2 separate regions of the Homo sapiens genome follow, and region 1 is linked to region 2. A link is a loop called in an ENCODE intact Hi-C map of the cell type or tissue named here. Cell type or tissue: K562. All regions are shown on one strand.

What was found. Peaks named below come from ENCODE experiments on the same cell type or tissue, not always from the same donor. Only the 100,000 strongest peaks of a DNase experiment are listed, where the experiment ranks them.
Region 1: a loop joins it to region 2, with 2.4 times the contacts of the local background. A loop is called at or near these places in 3 of 110 quality-filtered maps.

What each region holds. Positions count from the first base shown.
Region 1 is chr17:70,129,801-70,137,800 of GRCh38, forward strand. It overlaps KCNJ16 (potassium inwardly rectifying channel subfamily J member 16), which reads left to right. Exons shown (of 4, transcript NM_170741.4): 3 at 1,079-1,175; 4 at 2,195-5,808. The coding sequence starts at 2,288. The coding sequence ends at 3,544. Among named protein-coding and RNA genes, the nearest start is that of KCNJ2-AS1, 36 kb to the right of the region's middle. In K562, no CTCF peak of the experiment used is centred here; a DNase peak (open chromatin) is centred at 4,441; H3K4me3 peaks cover 367 bases.
Region 2 is chr17:69,890,811-69,898,810 of GRCh38, forward strand. The region is part of intron 4 of LINC01483 (long intergenic non-protein coding RNA 1483); the gene reads left to right. Among named protein-coding and RNA genes, the nearest start is that of LINC01497, 67 kb to the right of the region's middle. In K562, no CTCF peak of the experiment used is centred here; a DNase peak (open chromatin) is centred at 3,491.

The DNA of each region.
Region 1 (8,000 bases), 240 kb after region 2:
ACTTTGGAAGGTGTTTTGAAAGAGGCTTGTGTATAGCAGTTGCTGGTACCCCTGGAATTCAAAATGATGCCAACTGAATGCCATTTCAAATAAAACCTTTCATTTATTTATTTATTTATTTATTTATTTATTTATTTATTTATTTATTTTTTGGCAGAAGAAAAGAGCAGAGTCACACAGTAGCTCTCGATTTATGAACAGTGTTTTCTAACTCTCAGACTCCCACCGTGTGTGTAGTTCCCTTGAAGGAACTAGGTTGGACACATTTAACAAGAAAATAATTGTATCTCTATATCTGCTTTTTAATTTGAAATCATATGGACCTTTGATTATACTTCATCCCATTCTCATGCCTCCTATGACCAGTTGAGAGGGTGGACACTGAGAATCCTACAGCAGCTTCTTCTGTTTGTAAAATATTGTTCAATGACAAGTCAGACAGATAGAAACCTCCAAAGCATGGTGGCTATTGTGGACAAAATTTGTGAAAATATTTTACATTGGACCTTCCAGTAAGCATTTTCGCAGCCCTAGGTCACATCTTGAAATTATACAATTGGATCCCCCCAAATTGGGTTGAAGTGCTGACAAACGAGAGGATGTAACAGATCAAAACTGATCTGGATGATGGGTGAGTGAAGTGCAGGCAGATAGAGGACAGAGATAAACCCATACATGCCTTACGGGAGTTTGTGGCTTTAAGTGGAGTCCATCCTTGTAAGTGGTGCATTAAACAAAGAGTTTATTGTAAAGTGGGCCTGATCCCTGGAGGAAAAGAAAATTGATTCTTTTTCACTGGAGGGAAGTTAACTCTTTCTGTCCTTTTGCAGCAGAGAAGGTGCTGAACACATATTTAGTGATGAATTTCCCTGGTTAGTTCCAAGGGGTCTTTATGTCAGGAATAGTATTTATTCATACTGCATTTTCTATGTAATAGAGAGGCAGGATTCCCTAAAGTCCCCCGTTATAATCCCTTCATCCCATCTAGCACAGGTAGACTGTGAAAAACACATATTCTAATAGTTACTAAGCTGTTAAAATTGGCTACAATACTTTTATTTTTGTTTGTTTTGCACAGGAGTAACTCAAGATGATTTTGATGTTGCAGTTTTAAATTTCACTTTGACTTGAGCTGGGAAATCCTTTGGCCTATTATACCATGGATGCTAAAAATGGTAAGAGCTGCATGTTCTGCCTTGATGTTTTCAAGACTGAATTTGGAGGGAGAAAAATTATTTTGCCTAAGGATGTCCGTGAAAGTATCAGGAAAACACTGAAAAGCCGGAGAGAAGGGTTCAATTGTAGCGTGCTCCCTTTAAGAGGGAAACGAGATTAGCAACTTTGGCAAATTTTTGGGACTCTATTCAGAGGGAAAGAGAAGAGCTGCCAGTGTCAAAAAAAAAAAAAAAGAAAGAAAGAAAAGAAAAAAAAAAGGATGAATGTTATGAGACAAAGACAGAGGCAATTTTACACCTTTCTGAAAGCTTACCTGGGAGTAGTTTTAGGTCCACTGAGGTTAAGAAAGATGCATTTTTTTTTCTTTTCTTTCAAGACTAAAGGTGGAGTTAGGGGGAAATGAGTTTAATGTGAAGTAGTACTCCTGTCAGTTCTGTTTGTCCTGGGAAGTATACAAGGAAGAAAAGCCTCCGTGGAAGAGAGAGCAAGCACCAGGTGCTGAAGGTGAGGGATTACCTATTACACTAACAATTATGAAAGTTACATTATGATATGAAAGTAGAAACTCTTTATTGCATCCTTCTTTTAAGGAAAAACCTGATTTAAACAGTTAGGAAGCTTATGACTGCTAGACACATATCTGAATTGAATTTTGCCTTTTCATATTAGCAATTACTTTGTTTTCTAAATGCCCTCATGCAAGAATAGTTTACAAAAATAAAGCAGATTTTTTTTTATATCAGGTCAGAAAAGTTAGTGAGGCATCATTTGGGATAATCACAGTGTTTACCCAAGCCTTATTCATATATAAAAATGTTATTTTCTCTAATTGCATATTTTGCCTCTATAATGACTGGTTAAATTCTAAACTGAAATGAGTAATCAATACTGTGCACCTAATGTTCAGATGAAGTCGTAGCTATTTTAGATGGTATGACACTGCTCCAAATTTGGCAAATTGCTATAAAGATGGACATTGAAAGCTAAAAAGTGTGTTTTTGTTGTTGTTGTTTTTTAGGTTCTAACTGAAAACCCAAACCAAGAAATAGCAACAAGTCTAGAATTCTTACTACTACAAAACTCACCTGGATCCCTAAGGGCACAGCAAAGAATGAGCTATTACGGCAGCAGCTATCATATTATCAATGCGGACGCAAAATACCCAGGCTACCCGCCAGAGCACATTATAGCTGAGAAGAGAAGAGCAAGAAGACGATTACTTCACAAAGATGGCAGCTGTAATGTCTACTTCAAGCACATTTTTGGAGAATGGGGAAGCTATGTGGTTGACATCTTCACCACTCTTGTGGACACCAAGTGGCGCCATATGTTTGTGATATTTTCTTTATCTTATATTCTCTCGTGGTTGATATTTGGCTCTGTCTTTTGGCTCATAGCCTTTCATCATGGCGATCTATTAAATGATCCAGACATCACACCTTGTGTTGACAACGTCCATTCTTTCACAGGGGCCTTTTTGTTCTCCCTAGAGACCCAAACCACCATAGGATATGGTTATCGCTGTGTTACTGAAGAATGTTCTGTGGCCGTGCTCATGGTGATCCTCCAGTCCATCTTAAGTTGCATCATAAATACCTTTATCATTGGAGCTGCCTTGGCCAAAATGGCAACTGCTCGAAAGAGAGCCCAAACCATTCGTTTCAGCTACTTTGCACTTATAGGTATGAGAGATGGGAAGCTTTGCCTCATGTGGCGCATTGGTGATTTTCGGCCAAACCACGTGGTAGAAGGAACAGTTAGAGCCCAACTTCTCCGCTATACAGAAGACAGTGAAGGGAGGATGACGATGGCATTTAAAGACCTCAAATTAGTCAACGACCAAATCATCCTGGTCACCCCGGTAACTATTGTCCATGAAATTGACCATGAGAGCCCTCTGTATGCCCTTGACCGCAAAGCAGTAGCCAAAGATAACTTTGAGATTTTGGTGACATTTATCTATACTGGTGATTCCACTGGAACATCTCACCAATCTAGAAGCTCCTATGTTCCCCGAGAAATTCTCTGGGGCCATAGGTTTAATGATGTCTTGGAAGTTAAGAGGAAGTATTACAAAGTGAACTGCTTACAGTTTGAAGGAAGTGTGGAAGTATATGCCCCCTTTTGCAGTGCCAAGCAATTGGACTGGAAAGACCAGCAGCTCCACATAGAAAAAGCACCACCAGTTCGAGAATCCTGCACGTCGGACACCAAGGCGAGACGAAGGTCATTTAGTGCAGTTGCCATTGTCAGCAGCTGTGAAAACCCTGAGGAGACCACCACTTCCGCCACACATGAATATAGGGAAACACCTTATCAGAAAGCTCTCCTGACTTTAAACAGAATCTCTGTAGAATCCCAAATGTAGTCCTAAATTGCAATTATGAGGGCTACCACTGAATCATTTTATCTTTCAGCCAATCAAGTCGTTGTAAACGTGGCTTTTTTGAAAGTGTTATGGCTATGTTTTATGATGATGCTGGGTAAGTAGAGTAAGTTAAACTTGGTAAAAGATAATCTAAAAATTCCATAGTTCTCAGTTATTAAAATTTTTCTTGTTCGCCAATTTTGTATTAAGAATGCTATTAAGCCTAATTGATTAAAATTTATCTTTTTTATTATCTTACATGCTTGTATCTTCAGTTGGAGGTGTAGTATTCAAAAACGGGGAATGAAGGCAGGAAGGAGGCTGGAATAAATAAAAATAAAAATAGACAAGTAAGACAGCATAAATAATACATTTTTAAACATGTCAACATTGATAATACAATGAAGATTTACCATAAAAAGTATCATATCTAACCAAGATATGCAAAAGATGCATTCAGTAAGCTGTAACGTTGAGAAATGTAACTGTGAAATCAGCTCACCAGTTCAAGTCACTAGGTTTGCCACTTGGACCGTCTTGGTTTCAGCGAGCATAGCGAGTGGCTGTAAGAAATTGTCCATGCCACCAATTCCACTGCTACTTGCCCAGGTAGTGATCAGTGAGAGTTAGAAGCAATTTTTTCTCTAACCGATGAGGCAGAAGAAAAGTTAACAGTATTTAAAGCAGCATTTCTCTCTTAACGTTCCTGGGAGACTCCAACAAATGGAGACCAGAAACAAGGCAACCACGACCTTGCTAGGTTCTCTGAGGAGGGGACTTTCTATGTTCACGTCCCACCTTCTTCGAGGACATGACCAAGGGACAGGATCATACAGATGAGGTGAGGGGATGGTTAGCAGCGATAAACATTCTCAGACCCTTGGAGAGAAACCGTTGCTAGCTTGCTGGTCCCGAAAGATTGCAACTTTGGCTGCTACAGAAAGGATAGAACCTTTTTGGGGGGAGGGTGGGGAGGGAGATATTTATTTGTGCCCAGAAGCAGTTATGTATGCTTCTTGTCTTGGTTACTGTACAAGATACAAATGACTCGAGTTGTGGATTGCAAGAAACTCTTTTATTAAACTTGGAACAACCATTTAAATGAAGGATTTTGTGAGATAGAATTCAATTAAAGCGATTTGAATGCACAGTAAGTGGATAATCTGAGTACAATGAAATTTCTTAAGTTTTAGAACATGAGATAAAGTTGTATACTCTACTTTCATGTTAAAATGTTAATCATGATTACTTTAAGCCCACATCCACTGAGTAAAGAGTCACTTTAAACTTTATAAATCAAAGAGATATTAGGAACATTCAGAATTATTTGTGTTTTGTTTTTGTTTTACATTGTTGCTGCACTGGCAATAAGTATGTGGCACTGTTTTTATTTGTTTATGTTATTTAAATACACACCCAGACACACACACACACAGTTTTTGCTTTTTCTGGAAAATCTTTCTTTCTCTTCTCTCTCCATGAAAATTAAAACACACAAGTGAATGAAGTAATTACATAGTCCAAGATTAGAAATACAAGTAAAATATATAGGTATAGGTAGATAGAGTGCCTTTCTGTTTCTTTTCTTTTCTTTTTTCTTTTTTTGTTCTTCCTTCCTTTCTTCCCTCCTCCCCCTCATCCTTCCCTTTCTCCTTCTTTTCCCTTTTTTTTTTTTTTTTGACCTGGGAGTAATAAAGTTACTTTTTAAATGCACGTATGCAATCTTTTATTCCTCTTGTTTTATGGATAAGAGATTTGTTCAGGTCAAAAGTTGCAAAACTGTTCTGAAGCTTAATATTAGAGACCCAAGTAAGATTGTTTTTAGTCTTGCTTGAGGAATGCACACTCCATTTAAAAAATTGTGCGCTCTGTAGATTTGGATTTTACAGCAGCAATTACTTGGCTAAATTAGAGTACTGCAATCTTGTAAGTAGAAAACAGCCACCATGACAATAAACAAAAACACTTAAAAATATTTTTAGCTTGTTTTACCTACATCTAGTTTCATTTCATCTTGCTTTGCTTTGTTGACTCTGCTACCGCTGATGTTTGCCTTGTCAATATCAGAATAGGGGCATCAGTGTCCCGTGAAATACATTTTGTTGTGCTATGAGCCTCTGTAATCAAATGCTTGTACTCAGAAGAGAGTGTAAAATCAGCATTTCTATGTAACATATATCTCTAATTATCTGTGTAATTTTATAACATACTTTGACAACCCCAGTGAGTTACTTAATAATAAAGATCTTAAAATAATGCAAAAACTGTGTGCATATACCTATATTTTCAGTGGTATAAGTTCTCTTTGCTGATGTGGTCAGAATTGGGTACAGTGCACCAAAAATAAGAATGCTGCTTCATAGAAAGAGAACATAGGCAGCATTGTAAAGCATTTTTATGGGTTTTTTAACAGCTTGTACAACAGGTATATCTGAAGTAAAAATTAGTTGCTTCTGTAAGTATCACAAGCAGGTTCTATGTAAAATGGCAATTCTAGTTTCAAATGCCCTGCCAATAACGAGAAGTTGGTTGAATATTTTTTCTTATGCCATCCACTTTTTCCCCCAAAATGAAATTATTCAATGAAGTTAAATAGATTTAAAATGAATTGTGGCATCAAGGTATTGCTCTACCATGTGCTATAGTTTCTGAAGGGGGCCCTGGAGAAGTGAGTAAGACTAAGGAGAGAGAAGAAAATATTATTTTCATGTGCCACCAGATTAGTGAGTATTATCAAGTGATTGATGCATGGATTTAATCCCCACAATAACATAGTAAGGTGGATTTTTTAAATTTCCATTTCATCGACTCTCCCATCATCTTCTTTTCCCTAACAAATTCCTAATTGGAAAACAATGTGTTCGGGTTTATAAAAAAAAAAAATACAGCTGTATTTCCAGTCCCGATGCAGGTTGCTGGAGGGTAGGGTTAACTGGCATAGTTCTGGCACATAAGATGTTAGCAGGAATCTATGGGTGCGGCTTTTATGAAAGCTTTTAAGCTGACTTGGCTGGCTCATGCCCTGTTCCTCTCCCTGCTCACCTTTCTCTCCATCTGGACCTCTAACTTGGTAGCTTATGCTCTTGAAGCCACCTTGTAAGAATGCAAATCAAGGACACCCCCTACAAGGGAAAATAGAAAGGTAAGAAAGACTGCAGCCCTAGATTGCACATCTCCAGACGTCTTTTTCATAAGTGAAAATAAATATGATTTCTAATTGACACAGCAATATATCTAAGGGAAATTATCCAGGAAACAAGCCTGGTTTAAAAAAAAAAAAAACGATGCACAGCTTAGGTCCAACTTGTACTTGTCCATGACAGTTGATGGAGTTGATCACTGTGGAAACAGCTAGCTTTCTTTCTTGCTTTTTTCTTTCTTTCTTTCTTTTTTTTTTTTTTTTGAGACAGTCTTGCTCTGTTGCCCAGGCTAGAGTGCAGTGTCATGATCTCAGCTCACTGCAACCTCTGCCTCCTAGGTTCAAGCCATTGTCCTGCCTCAGCCTCCCCAGTAGCTGGGATTACAGGCCTGCACCACACCCAGCTAATTTTTGTATTTTTAGTAGAGACAGCGTTTCACCATGTTGGCCAGGCTGGTCTCGAACTCCTGACCTCATACTTTCAAAGGAGTTGAGGACATGCCACTATCGTAAGACACACACACAAAGGATTGCTTTTGGCCTGGAAATCCCTCTGAGATGCTGGTGGTGGAGTGACCTTGATAAAAGGATTAACCAGGCCCACTGCTCTTTTGCTTCTTTCTTCCCCCCAACATAAAATCCACAGAAACCTGGATAAAGCAGGCACTGTACAACTTGGGCAAAAAATAAAACTGCTAATACTGTCTCAGACCCTCTATCCCTCACCAAGACCAAACTTCATCCATTTAGAATATTTGAGAGGATTTTTAATACACACAAAGGAATCCAGATTTTTCTTTAAATATTTGTATTTCATCATTTCTGAGTGGGCCAGGACATGTGCTGAGTGGATTCTCTGGGCCACTTTTATGTAAATTTTTAGGCACCAGATTCTACTCAGTTTAATATATTCTATCTATTAGTCTCATCAGTTACAAGCCTTGATTCTTCTGTTCTGAATGTTCTGTAAGGCGTGTGCAAAGTCCTGTGTCTTTTAAGGTAAGACTTGCCTGTGGATATCTAGAAACCACGCCTATTCACCCTGCGTACTCTATAAATCACAAAGCCCTGACTCAATTCTAAAATCAGCGTGGCCTCTCTCTCTCTCTCACTTTCATTTTTAAAGGAGCAGTATGACCCAGGCTCCCGAGAAGAGAGCTTCTGGCTCCACATGCAAAATGCAAGTTAGTGTTAACACAGAACACACAGATTATGCAGCAGGGAAGCACTTGGTAAATTCCTTTCAAATGTTCCCCTAGATAGGAGGTCTTTGAAAGCAAAAACTAGTAACCGAGATTCAGTCCAGATAAATCTGTG
Region 2 (8,000 bases):
GCCATATCTCACATATCCCACACTGCGTTCTGGTTTAAGCTATCCTCAAAAGATCAGGATTTCACATTATAAAAGGATCCTGAACTAATTGTTCTCTGAGTTAGCTCTAACTAAACTGATTTGAATCCCAAAGTAAAGAGAGTCTATAAATCTCAATCCCAATTTCAAAGCGATCAGGAAAGATGAGTCCAGCCTCAGTGGTGCATGGATACCCTCAGAAGCAGGGTGACAAAAGTGTGGATTTTGAGCATCCAAAATGTTTGGCCCTTAGTCATGGCTAATAAAATATTCTCTAAGTACCGATTTTTAAAAATTTAACTTTTGTAAAGAGCGTTTTATGAGTGATGCTGTATTAGTATCTATTGCTGCATAACTGATTGTTCCAATATTTAGATGCTTAAAACAATAAATGTTTATTCTCTGTTTCTCTGTATCAGATATTTGGGCATGGCCTTACTGGGTACCTCTGGCTCAGGATTTCTCTTGAGCTTGCAAACAAGGTGTTAGAAGAGGTTGTATTCATCTCAAAGCTTGACTAGTGGATGATCCACTTCCCAACTTGCTCATATGGCCCAGGTCCTTACTAGCTATTGGCTGGAGACATATGGGACCCTCCAGGGGCCACTCACAACGTAGACAGTTGCTTGCTTTATCGAGAGCAGGGGTTCGAGAGAGAGAGAGTGACACCTACACTGAAGTTACAGTCTTTTTATTACCTGACCTCAGAAGAAACATACCATTGCTTTTGCCGCATTCAGTTCAGTAGAAGTGAGTCATTATTAATAGGTCCAGCCTACACTCAAGTGAAGGGGATTTCATGTCGGCTTGAATATCAGGAAGGTGGGATCACTGGGAGTCATTTCAGAGACTGCCTACCACAGATGTGATAGTGGTGTTGTGGCAGAAATCCTCTGCGCTCCTGCTACCCCAATGGTGGCCCACGGATTAGCAGCATAAGACCACCTGAAAGCTTGATAGAAATGTAGCATCTCAGGTCCAATCCCACCCAGGCCAGCTGAATCAGAATCTGCATTTAACAAGGTCCAGAGATTCTTCATGTGCATACCAACGTTTGAGAAGCTCTAGGCTATAGGAGCTTCACATAATGAATCTTAGAGGAAACTACTTTTAAACTGACACCCACGCACCGGAGTCTCTATCTTGGAGCAGATGGTGATAAGCTGATGAGATTCTGCTTTCTATGCTTTTCGAAAACACAGGCTTGGGCAGGTAATCCATAGTCTTAAAATGCACACACAGTCACAGTTTAATGGCTTAATGATGAAGCCTGAACTTTTGTTGGCCATCAGACGTTAACAATGACCACATGGACGTCTCCGATTCCTGCATAGCATTTATAGGGAAAACCAGATCTTTGAACTTATGAAAAACCCCTAACCCATCATCCAAGCACCTTTCATTCCTAGAGATTATCAGAGTTTTCATTACAGGTTAAATTCTTTGTAACTTTTTCATGTGGAAACTATCCCGTTACCTCCTGTTAGTTCTCCTGCTGAGTGCAAATGGAGTGTATACTCTACTTCCTACAGCTGTTTTGGATTTTGTTACATTTTCCAGGTTTTGGGAAAAAAAATGTGCTGACAGAATGTGGCTTCATCTACAACTCTCAACTGATTTAAGAGTATAAACAGAAATACGTTTCCTGATTGTATGTACCAATGAAATAATAATATTATCCAAAGATCCACTAGCCATTTTATTTTTAGAAACTGGGCATTAATTAAAGAGAAACAGAAAAATATGCTGGGGAAAGGTCATTGTGAGATAAAGACAGCAAATATGGCTAGACAAAACAAAAAAAAGATACATTTTTGGTTTGCACTATTTTCAGTGGAAGATAGTTGCTTTTTTTTTTTTTTTTTTTTGAGATGGAGTTTCGCTCTCTGTTGCCCAGGCTGGAGTGCAGTGGTGCAATCTCGACTCACTGCAACCTCTGCTTCCTGGGTTCAAGCGATTCTCCTGTCTCAGCCTCCCGAGTAGCTGGGATTACAGGCACCCGCCACCACGCCCGGCTAATTTTTTGTATTTTTAGTAGAGACGAGGTTTCACCATGTTGGCCGGGCTGGTCTTGAACTCCTGACCTCAGGTGATCTGTCTGCCTTGGCCTCCCAAAGTGCTGGGATTACAGGCGTAAGCCACCGCGCCTGGCCAATAGTTGCTTTTTAAATGGAAAAACAAAAAACAAAACAAACAAACAAAAAACCTTTCCATTCGTATCTGGGCAGAAAGTCAGAGTCAAATAGATATAATTGGAAAAGTTTACTAAATGATGGACTTATGTTACATTTCCCCCCAACTGATCTTTTTTGTTTTATTTTACATAATGGAGTAAAATCCTCTTAAATAAATATATGTGAAAGCAGAATGCTCCAGTCACATTTTATCGTAACAAGATGAAACAAATAAAAACTTAAATCTGAGGCACTAAGAGGTAAACAACTTTTGCTTGGGCTACACAATGACACTTAGCCCGTCTGTTAATAGTGTGGAGAGCACATCTTCCCTTTTTGTTTTCAGGGATGAGGTTGTAAGTAATAAAATTATGAGTAATTTTTGGGCTCTCCCAACTGGTAAAAATCCTCAAGGTGTGTTTTATCAACTCAAGTAGATGGAGTGCTTCATGGTCCAGAATAAAGGGGCTGGAAGATGAAATATGTTGGGATGTTAGAGGCAAGGGGCTGCTGGGGAGCTCATAAAGTTAGAATCACGTTGGGACCTATTTATTGAGAAAAGGCAGGTGAGACAGGGCTAAGAGATTGCTGGGGAGATTGATCCTGGTAATGGCAGCTGGGCAGTCCCAAGTCCAGGTTCCAAAGGACAAAAAAGCCAAATTAAGATCCAGCGAGTCACACCAGAAAGTCCACTCTGGATGACAGAGCACATGTGGTGGGCAGTCTAGGTGTGTTGTAGGTGGTGTTGTGGGAACTCTGACTTTAAGGATTTTATCCCATTTAGGGGGATTGACAAATCCAGGTCACATAATAGGATGCCAGCTATGAAATCCAGGGGTTGGAATAGGGCCTTCACTCACAAGGATAAATATGGATGTTGGTTTGCTTAGCACTGACCCAAGGCAAAAGCTCAGTACCATGCCCTAAAATAGAAAAAAATGTAAGGGATGCTGTGAGTTGGAGAGAGGAAAGAACTTCCAAAGAGACTCAGGTCATCCGTTTGACCTCCTGGATAGAAGTTTGGTGAATAAAGGAGACTTAGGTAGGGAGTGGGGAGTTGGAACACAATGTAGGAGTCTAGATTTAGTCTCTGGACCACGAGATTTGGGGGGTGAGAACACTGAATTGTTTTTAATCTCCTCCTTCACCACCCTGGAGAAGTTGGTAAAGCAATTGTAGGGGCTGGGACGCCATGTGAGTCCATCTGGATCTATCCAGACCGGGAGACGCAGCATGAAAAAAATGAAGATGGTGCTGATATCAACTTGTTTCACTCTGGTCACTTTCCTTCCTCTAGAAAGTTGCTGCTGGGTCAGGGTGATTAGCTGGGGACATGCTTACAGGTTTCTGTTGTTTTACTTTATGTGGTTTCTTATGAGCAAGAGGGAAAGTGCTGATCTTGTAGCTCTATAATCAAGAAGACGCCCTTATTAGTTCCCATTCTGGTAAATAGGAGCAGTATCTAATTTCCTTTGGAAGCAAGGCAGTAGAAGAGAAAGGGTATACTACCATGAAAAGCAATCCTGCCTGGAACCAATGTGTTTGAGTATTGAACTTTGGGTCACACAGAGTTTTTCCCAGCAATGATATTCGAATACATAATTACTCTGCTCTTCATGTGGTATTGGTAGTGCAAAAAACAAGTGTGTACTTTGTATTTATTTTCCAGATTTCCCATTTATTGTTCCCCAAACAGAGTGACGGTGCAAGTTTTATTCCACCACATTGAAAGATAGCTGCTCTTGGCTTCAGGAAGCTTTTTCCTTTCCTTTTATTTCTTTTCAATCCTCCCTTTCTTTGTTTGGTGACTGGGTGCCCCTCCATGTGTCATCTTCTTTCAATAGCACAGCTACCATCAGGAATCATAGCTAAAATACTTAACAACCAATGCATCTCAGGTATGGAACAACTGGAATGGACATCGACCTTAATCTGGAGCAGAAAACAAGGGGCCCTCTGCTCTGCCCAAAGGTTAACAGTTTAATTGTGGGATTGTGGTGAGTTCAAGAGGCTGCAGAAGATATGGTAAGGGGATTCAGGGTAGCAGCTAGTTTACCAAGTGGTATAGAAATATTTACATACTGAGAAATATTTACTATACTGAGATGCTCATATCAGTGCATACTGGCTCATTATCAAGGCTGATATTTGTTTCTAGAATGTGGTGACGGGACCAGTATACTTGAAGCTACAGAGAGACCCTGATGACTAACTGATACAGTCTCCTTATCTCTCACGTTTGTTAATTCTATAAGTACTTATTGAGCATCCACTATATGTTGGACACTTATCAAGGTACTGGTAAGATACTGGTGAATACGACAAAAAGAAATTCCTGCTTATCTTCTAGTAGGGGAGATAGACAACAAATAAAAAGGGAAAAAAGAATGTATGATGTGATTTCAGGTTGTGATAAGTGCTGAGGAAAAACAAAGCACAACAGGCCAGTGGAGAGAAGAAGGCTTGAGAAAGGGTATTGGATTAGGCGTCAGGGAAGACTTTTCTGAGGAATTGACACTTGAGCAAAGACCTGAATGAAAAGAGGAAACAGGCCATCAACTCTCTGGGGAAGGAGTCCCAGGCAGATGTGACACTATGTGCGAAAGTCCTCAAGGTGGGAAGGACTGTGGCATGTTACATGAGCAGAAAGGCAGTACAGCAGGAGCTGAGAGATGGAGGGGAGAGTGTTAGGAGAGGATAGAAAGTAGGTAGTGGCCCAGTGCACCTAGGCCACGGGAAGGAGTTGGGATTTTAATCTGAACATGATAGAGCACCACTGGATACGTATGATCTGAATTATATTTGAAGAAGAGCACTTCAGCTGATGTGCTGAGAAGGTACTTGTGGAGGGATCAGTAGAAACATGGAGTCCAGTTAGTTTGCTTTTTGTTTTTGAGATCAGACAAGGGGTAATTAGGCCTAAAGTTACCAGGGCTCAGAAAATCTACATGCCTGGTTCCAAGCCACACTGTTGAAGTTTGGTCCCAATTTTCCAGATGTCATAATGCAATCAGTGCTGGCCATCTGAAAGTTTAGGGAACATGGCCTCTCACCAAGAACGTGTTACTTGCCCAAACCTCACCTCTTCTCTCCCCATCCTGTTGTAATCTTTGAACTAGGAAAATTCTAACATTGGATAGTTGATAACAAAATTGAAAGACTGTGTAAATACTCTTGAGTTAACAAGGTAAGGGATAAGCCTAATTTTCTTACCATTGGGCTCAAAGGCAATACCTTTGTCTGTTTTAAGAAAACTGAGAACCAGAGTGGGTGCGGTGGCTCACACCTATAATCCCAGCACTTTGGGAGGCCGAGGTGGATGGATCACTTGAGGTTAGGAGTTCAAGAGCAGCCTGGCCAACATGGCAAAACCCTGTCTCTACTAAAAATACAAAAATTAGCCAGGCGTGGTGGCACACGCCTGTAGTCCTAGCTACTTGGAAGGCTGAGGTGGGAGAATCCCTTGAACCAGGGAGGCAGAAGCTGCAGTGAGCTGAGATTGTACCACTGCACTCCAGCCTGGGCGACAGAGCAAGGCTCTGTCTAGAAAACAAACAAACAAAAAACAAAACTGGGAATCACTGATGAGTAAATTTTAAAGCAAAGTGCAGATAGAGCCATGGGGAAAAAGAAAATAATAAGGATGAGGCAAGAAACAGAAACTGGAGATAAGGCAGTTCTTCTAAAAGGCACCCAGATCAGATGGGAAAATGCCAGCTCCTGCTTTCATGCAGTTTGCAATTAGGTTCCAATAGCTGTTTCTCCCTGAGGTCCATCTTCCCACAGTCCAGGGTCCTGCAGTTATCACAATGTTTTGAATTGTGAAATCTCTCTCTCTGTCTCACTACTCTGCCTTTCATCTCTGAATGACTAATACTGTATGCAATGCGTAACATTTTAGGGACACTTTGCAATCATAGCACACAATGGCTACCCGTGGACCACATCTCTTTTTCAGGTTTGTTGGGCCTACAGAGAGTTTTTGGAAATTTGAATAAGCTGCTGTATTAGTTTTCTACTGTTGTGTAGCCAATTACCACATACTCAGCAGCTTAAAACAATATACATTTATTATCTCATCATTTCCACGGCTCAAGAGTCCAGGCACGGCTTAGCCGAGTCTGCTCAGGGTCTTACCAGGCTGCAACCCAAGAGGCTGGCCAGGCTGCATTTTCATCTGGAGGCGCCAGGGGAAAGAAGCCACTTCTTTTTTTCTTTTTTTTATTTTTTGAGACAGAGTCTCACTCTGTCGCCCAGGCTGGAATGTAGTGGTGTGATCTTGGCTCACTGCAACCTCTGCCTCCTGGGTTCACGAAATTCTCCTGCCTCAGCCTCCTGAGTAGCTGGGACTACAGATGCGTGCCACCACGCCCAGCTAATTTTTTGTATTTTTAGTAGAGACAGGGTTTCACCACGTTGGCCAGGATGGTCTCGATCTCTTGACCTTGTGATCCTCCCAACTCGGCCTCCCAAAGTGCTGGGTTTATAGACATGAGCCACCGCGCCCGGCCAGAAGAAGCCACTTCTAACCTCAATCAGGTTGTGGATGAAATTCACTTTGTGCAGCTATCAGTTGTATGATTGAAGATTCTAACATTTTGCTAGCCGGAAGCTGCTCAAGGGCCCTAGAGGCACAGTTGCTTGTCCTGTGGGCTTTTCTGCCATGGCTGCTTACTTCATCTCACTTCGGGGAGGGACAAGTTTCTCCTTTAAGGGCACTCACCTGATTGAGTCTGGCTCATCCACCATCATTCTTTGCTTTTTGATTAACTCTGAATCAACTGGCTTGGAATCTTAATTACATCCAGAAAAAGACTTTCCCTCTAGGTCATATTCTCTTGGCTAGAAGCAAGTCACAAGTTCATCCTACAGCCAAGGAAGGGGGTCACACAACGTATCAGGAATCATGGGAGCTTCTGTTGGGTCTGCCCACCACAGTTGACTACATATACAAATTAGCAAAGTGCACAGAATTTAGTTTTTCAGTTTCTTTTTTCTTTTTCTTTTCTTTTTTTGTTTTTGAGACAAAGTCTAGCTCTGTCGTCCAGGCTGGAGTGCAGTGGCACAATCTTGGCTCACTGCAACCTCTGCCTCATGGGTTTAAACGATTCTCCTGCCTCAGCCTCCTGAGTAGCCGGGACTACAGGTGCCCACCACCACGCCTGGCTAATTTTTTGTATTTTTAGTAGAGACAGGGTTTCATCATGTTGGGCGGGCTGGTCTCAAACTCCTGACCTCGTGATCTGCCTGCCTCAGCCTCCCAAAGTAATGGGATTACAGGCGTGAGCCACCGAGTCCGGCCTTTCACTTTCATTTGAAAAAAAAAAAAAAGAATCAGAGTAGACACTGGGGCCATATTCTCACCTGACATCAGCCCGCAGGAGTGGGCTATTGACAACCCCCTTTGGTTAGACATGCTCCCTGAGTTTCTATTATTCCCCTCTCTGATTTTGTCTAATTGTTTATTCATTTGTGTCAACTGCTTCACTCTGCCATTTATGGTTACAAGTCCCATAGTAAACATTTGCTAGAATTATGTAATGACAATTATTTTGCTTGTGTTTTTGTTGCTTTTGTGTATGTTTAACCGAAGTCTCCTTCAGAGCCTAAAGGAATGTTGGAGATTATTTAATTCACCTATTTTACAGAGAAAACTGAAGCTCCCAAAAGTGACTTTGCCAGGTTCATACAAGTTGTTAAAACCCCAAACTCAAGATTCTTCCAATTCAAGCCCTGCAGCATTTCTTTGAGAATGAAAGCAAAGAAGAATTGGCCAACTCATGTCCCAGGAGACAATCTGGAAATATT